2 separate regions of the Homo sapiens genome follow, and region 2 is linked to region 1. Evidence: chromatin contacts called from ENCODE Hi-C or POLR2A ChIA-PET data. All regions are on one chromosome and are shown on one strand. Each heading gives the region's core, a stretch centred on a gene start or an enhancer-like site at or near the end of the contact. The rest is flanking DNA. Distances are from core to core; before and after follow the strand shown.

What was found. A loop is a pair of places that touch in the nucleus more often than their neighbours do. ChIA-PET counts read pairs that join two places held with the same protein, here RNA polymerase II (POLR2A). Pooled maps may share reads with other maps.
Region 2: a loop to region 1 is called in a pooled map of heart right ventricle, with 4 times the contacts of the local background. The contact joins two enhancer-like sites. A Hi-C loop is called at or near these places in 1 of 168 maps with a recorded cell type or tissue (sigmoid colon) and 3 of 50 pooled maps. POLR2A ChIA-PET finds 5 or more read pairs at or near these places in 1 of 52 experiments (MCF 10A).

What each region holds. Positions count from the first base shown.
Region 1 is chr2:66,423,551-66,429,600 of GRCh38, forward strand. It overlaps MEIS1-AS3 (MEIS1 antisense RNA 3), which reads right to left. Exons shown (of 4, transcript NR_046438.2): 4 at 1-3,612. Among named protein-coding and RNA genes, the nearest start is that of MEIS1-AS3, 6.9 kb to the right of the region's middle. Within about 2 kb of position 2,046, at least 5 of the 41 ENCODE cell types and tissues checked have a DNase peak (open chromatin) inside an H3K27ac peak, as active enhancers do.
Region 2 is chr2:67,050,796-67,056,258 of GRCh38, forward strand. No RefSeq gene overlaps it. Among named protein-coding and RNA genes, the nearest start is that of LINC01828, 33 kb to the right of the region's middle. RefSeq lists enhancers at 3,147-4,880, 3,330-4,613. Within about 2 kb of position 4,081, at least 3 of the 41 ENCODE cell types and tissues checked have a DNase peak (open chromatin) inside an H3K27ac peak, as active enhancers do.

The sequences.
Region 1 (6,050 bases), core at 796-3,295:
TTACCATTATATTTTGTCTGGACAACTTAATCCTTTTCCTACTGGCCACTGTGTGTAATTGGTTGTAGTTGAGTCAGGGAAACATTGCTTTTGGATAACTCTCCAACCAAATTCCAAAACATCAACCTCCTTCAAATTTACTCTAAAATAAGTATGATGTGTTAACAGTAAAATTTTTTGCTTGTTATGAAGCTATGCGTTTTCTGCCCAATTTTGTAATACAAAATCATTAAATATCAGAATCAAAAGTGTATTTAGAGATCAAAATACTGTAAGCAATTCATTTTGCAGGTGATTAAGTTCTTCTCACTCAATCAGCCCATCAGTGACTAAGCTAAAATTTGAACCCAAGTATCCTAATTCTCTCTGCCTCTCTTTCTCACTGCCACTATTGGGAAATCTTGACTGGGAACATTTGGATGTGCAAACAGTGTTTTCTAATAGAACCAATTTCCAAACTCATTCTTCAGTTTTAGCCTGTAATGACCAAATACATGCAAATTAAATAGCTTTCAAAAGTCTGGGTTCCTCAAAAGATTTTTTACTGAAAGACATGTGAATCAATAAGCACCTTTAAAATGCAACAGGCTTATCATAAAAGCTAGGCTAGGACATAGACTATAACCAAAGTTTAAGCCTCGAAGAATATTATTAGGTTATTTTTTGTTAATATTCCATGAGTTTTAAAACAACAGTAAACTTCACAGAGTTTTTTAAAAACAAAATAAACTGCAGATTACCAGTCTGCAAACAAGTATTCTATACCAAACTCTCAAATCAAGACAAAATTCAAGGTAACAAAAAAAATTAGAATAAAGCTAAAAATAATTAGGGCATGGTGAGAAGAGGATAAGTAACTAATTTGTTTTAGGAGCAAAATTATTTGAAGCTAAAAATAAAAATATTTCAGGAAGTGCCAACTCAATTCATTTTGCCCGGAAAAGATACCGGATATTCTTGCAAAGAGTATGGTAGCCTGGGTTGCAAAGGGGTTCGGGGAAGCAGGAGTAAAATGCTGTTTTTGTGAACCTGATACCTAAACATCCCAGTGGGGTATTGTGCCTGTTTAGACTCCAAGAAGCTGCTTTTCACATCCTTAAAAGACAGGCTGCCCAAGAGAGACAGGGTTAGAGGGGATGCTGTTTTTAATCCTGGAGTAAATAAGGCCTTCAATGTCCTACCCCTGCCCTAAGTGACCTGAGCCAGTTCTCTGCTTAGGGTCACTTAGTCACAGGAAGTTGATGCAAAAGGCCTGTGGTGGTTGTTGTTTGCCTTGTTTTGTTTTGTTTTGTTTTGCTTTATTTTGGAGAAGTAGCTGGTTGGAGATGAGCAAGGCCTAGAAGATTCCAGCACTTTCACCACCAAATACAGGTTCTCCCTGCTGTTTCATTTCTTCAAGCTCCCTACCTGGAGGGGTCTTCTGCATAGCGGTACAACCTCCTGCCTTGTGTTTCCCTGAAGGGGCTCGGTGATGGAGTCAGGGATGGAGCAGGGAAGGAGGAAGGATGGCGCCAACGCCCAGCCCCCCCACACTTGCACACTCACACACTGCCATCACACACCCATCTGCTTCTGACAGAAGACAAGCTCTGACTTTTGGTCTTCTTAGGAAATAAGAAGAGTAAAAAATGTTTCTTCCGTAGTTGTGATGTTTTTCGTAGTTCAGGGTGTGTGTGTGTGTGTATGTATGTGTGTGTGTGTGTGTGTGTATAAAACCATCTTGAGGCATACAGAAAAGAAAAGGAGAGAAGAAATTGGATACTTCACTTAACCTATCTGGGTCTCAGCTTGCTTATCTGTGCAATGGAAAAGTAGAACTAAATGCCTTGATTTAACACCCTTATCTACGGTGGGGAAGGAGCTGTGAAAAGTGGTCCCTAGGCAGAGTAATCACAGCCCCCTACCCAGTGGATGATGACTCCCACTGCCTAGAGCAGGACAGTCATTTACGGGATCACCTAAGGGACATTTTGAAAGAGGATGTGTTTGCCTCTGGCCTCAATTGTCACCGGAACGCGCGCGCGCGCGCGCGCACACACACACACACACACACACATTTTCCCCACAGGGATTGTTTGCCTATGTGAACAAGTGGAAGCAGAAATCGCTCTTCCGAATTATTTAGGAAAGCCAACACGCAATTATGCAAAAGTCTAGATAAGGTTCTCCGAAGCAGAAAGCAGCAGCGCGGGACGCGGGTTTCCCCTTCTCTGGCGAGTACCAGTGCTGGGAGGCTGTTTATCTGTGTCCTGGTGCTGGGACAGGACGCAATCCAATTCCAGCTCTCGGTCGGTTCTGCCGCTCTGTCCCCGGTTCTGCAGCGCACTCTCTTACTCCCTCTCTCAGTAGTGTCCCCGGCTGTCTCCTTTCCTCCGTCTCCCGGTCCTCTCCCAGCGTCACCCCTCACTACCTATACCCCCGCGCCCTACCCCCACCTGGGGCGCTGGGTTCCACGCCTCCTCAAGAGGTGTGAGCGCCCGCGCTGGGCGCCCGTAGCGCGGCCCTCCTGTGTCCCCACTTCCACCCGGCGGCCGCTGGAAGCCGGGAGAAGGAACGGCACCAATCCCCTCACGCTTCTCCCAGGACGTCTGATCCCATTAGCGCACCTGAAATCACAACCTTGGCCACAAATGCGCGCTTGTTGCGACCCCTCCGAGTGGGCCGCCGTGCCGCAGGAGCCACTCTGGGGCCGGGGTCCCCAACCTCTCCCCCCTGCAAGTCCTAAAAGGAATCGTAGAGCAATTGATCTCGGAGGAGATGAGCGCACCCCGGGGCTCATTGCTGCCCCTGAGGAAGAGCCGTCCAGGAACGGAGGCGAGAAGCTTCCAGAATTAGGCCAAGAGGCAGGTGGCGGGGTGATCCGGCGTCCCCGAGTCCAGCTGGGGAGAAAGGCGCCCTCGGATGCTCAGCCCCAAAGCAGCAGAAGACAGAAGCCGGTGCGCCATCGTCGCTGCGCCCCAGTCCGCGGGTCCTCGCGCTCCTGCTCCGGCTCCCGGGCTGCCACCCACCGCTGCCCAAGCCTGACCAACTCCCAACTCCCTCCGGCACAGGCTGAGGCGACCCCCAAAGAGAAAAATAGGATCGCAGTCAAAACTGGCGGGGATGGGGCACACTGGTGGGAGAGGGGACCTTTTCACCTTTTGCTCTTCCCAGGGGACACAGTCCCCCAAACCTACGTCCCTGCGCCAAACCAGGTGCGAGCAAACTCCGCGGACCCCGCAGCTGGAAGTGCATCCTGCCGGGACCCCCACCCGACCCAGGGAGTCAGCGCGCCCCAGGGTGCAGGCAGGCCCAGGGCTCTGGGTGGCTCAGGGCACGGGGACCGGATCGCGCTGCAGAACACCGCCGGGACCCGGCACCCGGACGCGCAAGGGCGACAGGGCAGCCCTGCTGTAAGGACTGTGCCATGAGAGGTTCTCATTCGGTAAACAGTGGCCCTCCCAGAAGTGGCCGCCGACCTGCCAGTCAATGAAGTTATCCTCCGGGAGCTGGGAAGAAGGGGCGCCTCGCGGGGCTGTGGGCTCGGTTGCGAACCGATGTGTTTGTGGCTTATAAGTTTATTTCTCCCACTAGTTACCAGTGTTCAAATTGGCCCTTTCTCGCATAAATCGCCTGGAAAAAAAAAAATGATGTTTAGCTAGCATAGCCATATTCTGACGTTAATTTTTTTAAAAGGACAAAGAAAGATGATATTTGTTTTTCATTTTTAAATAAGGGCACAGAAAAGCACGTTTTCAGATATTCACAAGTGAATAACTACTCAGCAGGCGTCCTTCAGCTTCCTCTTGTTCTTTGCTCCTTTATGTTTTTGACGCTGCTAGAATTCTTTCTGCGCCGCAGGAAGCCTTCGATGTTTTCCTTATTCATTAGATAGCTCAATGAAATGTTAAAATATTTATTTTTGAATAATCAGTAAGATTTTTGCCTGAAGGTTTTCACAAAATATGCCCCTTTATCCAGTCGAACATGGATGCTAAGCATGGCCAGTGTGACTCATCCTGTTGCTTCAAAGGTAAATGTTTGCTATTAGTGACTAGAGCACGTTCGCCAGACCTCTTCCAGCACTCAGTACTTCAACTATTAGTTTAGAATATATCAAACGTGTATGCACTTGTGATTAGTTCCTGGAAGAATTTTCTACATTTTCAAGCTATTGTTATGAGGATTTTTTTTTCTTTTTGGTTGGTTTTCTGATCTAGACCAAACAGCATCTCAAAAAATGACTCCAAACAGCATCTCATAAAATAATAACCTTTCACAGTTCAGTGGTTTATACTAAAGTTTAAAAGACACCCACCACCAACACCTCCATTTATATAGAACAACTGAGGCTCTAATACAGCAGTGCAAGCAATCTCGCTGCTTTAAGTAGCCAATGTCAGTTCAGATTCTCTTGATGTATCTATATTTAATCCAATATTTTAAAGTCATTCTGACATAGTGCCACATCGAAATGTATATTGAAGTAGATCATTGAAATATATTTATGCACAATAAAATGTCCTAAAGCTGTCTCCTTTTCACTATTAGGTTTTTATTAAAAGACGCCCTAATACCTAGTCAAGTGCTGGCAAGTTTTATTAAAATGCGATAAGGAGTTTTAACTTCAGAAAAGCACATGAACAATTTTAAAAGTGCTTGCACCAAAGTCTATGTCTCTTGGACAAAATCAGCTTGACTTCTCCATGTATGTGTATGTGTGTGTGTGTGTGTCTATACACACATAGATACATATACAGATATATATTTGGGGGGCATTGGGCTTATTTGTTTCTTAAATCACAAAATCACTTCTCTATGGTAACAGTGATTACTTCAGAAACTGTCACTGTCGAACAGAGGTCAAAGTTAGCTTCATGCTTTTTTTTTTTTTTTTTTACAAAGCTTCCACAATGCTAGAGATCTATAAATGTTTTCTTTTTTAAATCACAACCAAAATGTGCACAATGTTTCTTAATGTTTAAGAGAACATCAAATGGTCTCTGCCATATGAAGTTGTCTGACTGTGAATTTCACCCACACTTTCTAACACTTGTGCTCTCCAAGTGAAAACACTGAAGTTTTACATTTTCATCCCAAATTGCCAAAAGGGAACTGCACTAAAACTTTTATAATTACCAGTGTCATTTCCCCTCTCCTAAAGGGTTTTTTTTCTTGATTACCAATGTCACTTTCCAAATTCCAAGAACTGATTTGTACATGCTAGATTATCGAGGCAGTAGATAGATTTAACTTGACTGTCAAGCAAATTCATCCTCAGTGTCAAGCAACCACTACTGTTTTTTGTTTTTTGTTTTTGTTTTTGTTTTCAGAGTTGTTGAATCTGTCCTATCTTCCTTTCTTTTCCCAGGCTGTCTTCCCAAGTTTAGGCATATGGGTACACACACATGCACAGCTGTATTCAATGTAGGTTTTAGCCTTGTGCCTTAATCAAGTGTTTGAGCTATACACCTATGATTGATATCATATCCTATCTTTGGATTTGAAAAACATGGTTAGACCCCAAGACCTGTCCTATGAGTCTAAGTTGGGTACTGTGGTTTTCTCTTGTTAGTTACCAGCACCAAATCATACCCCCAACCACCACCTCCCACCCCCGTAAAACAAGATTAAAGTTTGTCATCAAGGCTGCAGTTTTTCTATTGTCCAGTAGACGGCACAAAAGATCAAGCCTTCAAATGCTAAACAATTCACCAAGGCTGCTGTGGTTTGAAGTGTATGTGTGTGATCTTCTTTAAAATAGCTAACCAGCCAGCATTGTATCTGTGAAGCAGTGAAGTACCTGAAAACTTAAGATAACTCACTAAAAGTTTTGAAACGTAATGATATAAAAAGGTTTTGCATATGTCAACAAAATGTTGCTTCAGAAAATACACTTTTAAATAACTTCAGAGAAAAATGTTATTTAGAAATTTATCATTTAAAAGTTATCTTTATAGAAATTAAAGTGAGAGAAATTACAGGGCATTTTATTTTTAATTAAAAATAAAGAAAGTATTTGCACCGTGAGACTTGAAGATTCTATAGCGGAACTTTGCATGATGCATCTA
Region 2 (5,463 bases), core at 2,831-5,330, 630 kb after region 1:
CATAGAAGCAGGCCAGTTAGCTCTGCCTTTCAGCAGAAGCGGTTCCCCAAGAGAGTTGCCAGCAGAGACCTGTCAGTGAAGAGCCTTCCTAAGAGCTGGGGAAATAGCTCCTTTAGTGATGTGTCACCCAGCAATCATGGTGGAAGCAACACCCACTACCCAGACCAAGTGCGAGCTAATTACAGCTGAGGCAAATGGAGGAAAATAATAGAAACAAGGGGTGCTCTTACAATAGAGGAGGGAGAGGCATTGCAGGACTAATATAAAGACCAGCTGGAAGTTGGTCTTTAAACTTCTATAGAAAAGCAGTAATCCTGGTTCTCTGCTGTCCATGTGACCCTAACAACTCCTGGGCAACATGTCCTCATCCATCAGATCAGAATAATTACATCTTCCCTGCCTACCTTGGACAAGATTGCTATAAAAATAAAAACTAAAGTCATAAATATGTAAATGTTTTATAAATTGTAAAGTGCTCTAAAGTGTAGAAAATGAATTTGAGGAAGGAGCTTCTCAAACACTAGAAATGGCTGATAAATCCCGAAGACTAGAAGTTCTGAGCTTCAGCAGGTCACCTGGCAGAACTGTCTTTCATGAAAAGGTGAAGCAAGGAGCAGATCACACCAAGATTTAAGTACTAATTTTCTCCCATTACTGGTGGCTTCAATAATGTTTTTATCCCTCTGTTACTGGAACAAATGATGAGCTTTGAGTTTCCAGGAGGGGAAAGAGCAGCATTAACTTAGAAGCACATCATTTCTTCCTTCTCATGGAAGAGAGTTTTCATCTGTGAAAAGCTGACTCACTCATGTGAAACTCAGAGCTGAAAACTTGAATTACAGTTATACCAGAATCATTGCCTTATATTCCTTCTCTCCCTTCTCCCCTCCCTCCCTTCATCCCTCCCTTCCCTCCCCCTCCCTCCCTCTCTCCCTTCCTCCCTTCCTCCCTTTCTTCCTTCCTTCCTTTATTCTTTCTCCACTTCCTTCTTTGCTTTTTGCTCACCCCTTTCTTCTTTGCTATATCTCTTTTTATCTTTCCTTTCTTCTGTCAACATTTTGAAGCTAAATGACATTCATCTCCAAACTGGTCTTCCTATCCACACAATATCATAATAGACATAGTACCTATGCCATACATTAAATGTCATATTGAATGAGGCTGGGGCACGTAGGTTTCCGTACATGGTCATCAGCCCCTCTGGCCCAGAGTGATTTCTTGACAATAGTTTATTAATTACTCAATTCAGTCACATGGACAATATAACTAAATTGAGAGATCACTAATACTTGTTACCTGATAAATTTAGGTAAGTACTCTGTAACTAATTGGTTAGTAGATAGTTAAAAACTTCCAAGTTTGTTTAGAATGAATGGTAAAACTGGTTCTGTATATGTTGCATAAGCCTTTCTGCCTCTTGCCCCTGAGATAGCCCCATTTCCTGATGATCTACATTCAAACAAGTTCATATTTATTTTCACTCCAGAAATAAATTTTGGTCAAGAATTTAAAGGGAGATTTGAGGGGTTTATTCAAAGTTTCACTCTGAAGCCACAGAAAACAATATAGCCCCATGGATCGCAAGTTAAATATCGAAAGGAATAGACATCATATATAATTTTTCATTTATTAACTAAAATATAAATCAAATGTAGAAGTTAACAAATATCTAAGTAAATTATAATTTTCATCTCTATTATTAGCAGTTAATGCACCTAGGTATAGGGTAGGCTCTGACAGTTGGAGTTAATAGTTACTGATATTTTTTATTATTTATTTACAAGGAAGTAAAAGGGAAACATTTTTAGAACTAATATGTGATTCTGGGTTTTTTATTTTTATGGATAATTCAAAGTAAAAATGCTCGTTATTGAATCTCAATGAAAGGTTTTTTTTTTTTTGACACAGGGTCTCACTCTGTCACACAGGCTGGAGTGCAATGGCATTTTCACAATTCTGCGCAGCCTTGAACTCCTGGGCTCAAGTGATCCTTCCACTTCAGCCTTCCCAGCAGCTAAGACTACTTCCCAGCGGCTGAGACTATAGGCACACAACACCATGACTGGATTTATGTATATGTGTGTGTGTGTGTGTGTGTATATATACATATATATATATGTATGTATATATATGTATATATACACACACACACATATATATACACACACACACACATATATACACACACACACACATATATATATATACACATACACACACACACACACACACACACAGACACACACACATACATATATAGGCAAGATCCCACTATGTTGCCCAGGCTGGCTGCAAACTCCTGGGCTCAAGCAATCTCTCTTTCTGGCCTTGGCCTCCCAAAGTGCTGGGATTACAGGTGTGATCCAGCATGCCCAGCCAATAAAAATATTTTCAGAATTACCACCAAACAGTTTTATTGGTACTCTCCAATTTAGGGCATCCCATTATTGAGATTAGGTGAATTGGTCAGGCTCACCCAGTTGATTTTAAATATTTCTTTTAGGATTAGCTGTGAAATCTAACAGAGCTGGGTGTGAGTCTTCATGCCACCACTATGCACTATAAGATATTGGGCAGGTTACTTAACCTTTTTATGCTTCTATAAAATGGGACTTTCACCCACTTAATGCAGGTGTTATGAGGATGTAAGTAGCTTAAGGTAATGCCTGCCACAGAGTAAGTATTAGATTAATATTATTATTAGTAACGGTAGTATTCTTATTATTAAATAGAGAAATGGGACTAGGTGTTCCTCAAGATCTCTTTCAGTTTTAAAATGCTATGAATTCATGTTCCAGACAAAACTGACTTAAGATTTGAGAAAATTGTAATAAGACCATCTGTTGGCAAGAATTAGCCAACTCCAGGTAGATTTAACTTATACATTTCTTTATCATTGACCTTTGGAGAGGTATCAAGCTTTCAAGCCATTGTTCAAAACCAATTTCAAATATTACCATTGACTGCTACATCAGAAACATGTTTCCTATTAAAATAAAATATAGCCCATTTTTAAAAAATTGCCCTTAAGCAAATATCCAGGCTTTTAAAAATTAATTCTATTTCCAAAGTTATGCTTATACCATTAAGATTCCAGTTTGACTTAATGATATTGGCATAAACTTGTATACTCTTTACTAAGGTACAGCCCTTGACTTCCCTCTAGTACTTGTAAGAGCCTCGTTGGGAACATCAACTGAAACATTCCAGGGGAAGAGAAAAAATGAAATAAAACACAACCTGCCCGCCCCACCTGCCTCACCCACCATACACACTTATTGGATGTTCAAATCTCATACAGAAAAGCCCTTTGATTTCCTTTTAACCACAATCAGAACAACCTCAGACCAGCTTTCCCGACATCCATGTGCAATGTTGCTGAGCTGCTTACAACTTTACTTTAGGACTCTAACAAAGTCTTGGCAACTTGCTCTTGGAGTTTCTCAAAGCCACAGCAGTTCTTTCTCGCTTTTAATGAAATTCCTTTCTATTTCTCCAGGTATGACTCCCCTTGGACCAGCAAGGCATATTTTCTCCTTGAGTTAGGACAGCTTATGACAAATAATGATGGGGAATCAATAGACAGGAGGGAAATATTGGGTGAGAGGCTGAATGAATCTCTGAGATAAATTATTGACCATAGGCATGGCCAGTTCTCCTTTCACTTATATGTTCGTATTCCATCTCACTAACAACCTGAAAGAAAATCAAATATTTTGTTTGGGGGCTTCACTAATATCAGCAACTTTTACTATCTTAATGGCATTTTTATTGATCTCAGCTTTAATGGGAGCTGTATATATTTGATGTTGGTCATTTAAAGTAGAGGTGAGTAATAGACTTCCCCACTGAGGATCATAAAGCAGCTCCTTGTCTGGCAAGCACGGGAAGCAAATAGAAGACAGCATTTAATCTACTGTTCTACTGCAGTTATCAGGGGCTGAGATAAAAAAAAATTAAAATGTAAAGGTTGGCAATTCCCCACCCCCAGGCTTCTCACCCCCTCCTGTGTCCTATCCCCCTTCACCCCTCCCCATGCTGACTCCTGGGCACACTGGTCATCAGCAGACTAACAACAAAAGGCCATTGGTGCAATGACCTTGGCTGTGGCATCACGCACTGGAAGAAAGAAATGAAGCCATTAGACTGAGGCAGGAGAACAGGTTATAAATCAAGCCATTTCCAATAAGCTGCCGTAATGGCCATCCATCATTGCCAGCCCAGCACACAGCAGACCATGGAGACACTGGAGCTGCTAAAGCTGAGACATAAACAATAATAATCCGGGCTTGATGTTTCAGCCCTTCAGGAAATTTAGGGACATTTGCTTTTCTTTTGTTTGTCAGAGGTGATATTTAAAGCATAAGATGTAATAAATAGAGGATAGGTGACACACTGGTACAGTTTAGAAGCACTGCATTCTGGGTGGGATTAAAGGGAAAATCAAAAGCTAAATTCCAAAAATAGTCACTGCTTCTGGGATAAAACAAAATAAAAAGCAGACCCCCAACCAGAGAAACAAACTAAACATCACAATTTTCATGGAATGACGCTTAGATGTTTTTGGAATAGGTCAACAGGTCTCATTGCTTGGAGAATTATATCAATAGTGGATGGTGATTTTGTTTGTATAAGAAAGAAAGAAAATGGGACAAGTGGTTCAAATTTGCATTTGTAACCAGGTTACAAGTGGTTAACTGGAATTAGATATGTAAAGGCTGTGTCTTTTAATAATATCCTATTGCTCGCTTCTAGGGTGTGATTCACCATGGTGTGTGACCTTATGGCAAATATTTCAAAACAATGTTGTTAACATCTTAACTGCACTTGAGATTGTTTACTGGGGCTTTGGGGGGAAAAGATGCCAGGCAAAGAACTAGCTGTTCTTGTATGTCTTTTTTTTTTTTTCTGAAAGTCTTTAAAATGATTTCCTCAGGTTATTAGGATTTTATTTCAAAGCTCTGCCCATCAGAGATCACTATCCAGCATATCTTTCCAGATTTCTCATTTCTATTCCACAATGCTCACCCATCTCTATATCTTGATTTGATTATGCAACATATCCAGGCCATCTTTTTTACATTATATGATATTTTCCACTACAAATAATAATGCCAGTTTTCAGAAATATATTTCAGATCATTAAAAGCAACTAACAGGGTTGGATGGTCTTAAAATTTACAAGATAACCCTTATGGATTATGATGCTGTTTCAAACCACTCCGTAATGTAGTGGAGTGAACTTGTCTTGTACTAAAAGCCAACAGCAATTAAACTAAGCATAACCGAGAGACATGTTGCAACAACAACAGAATGTTCAAAGAGCAATTCTTTGAAATGTATGAAGGGATTCTAACTTTCCTTTCAAATTGGTCATTGCACTTTTAAAGCTCCGTATGTATGCAAGTCTTACAGGGTATTTGTGCCATAGTTATGATGCAAATACTAGAAGAAGGTTAAATA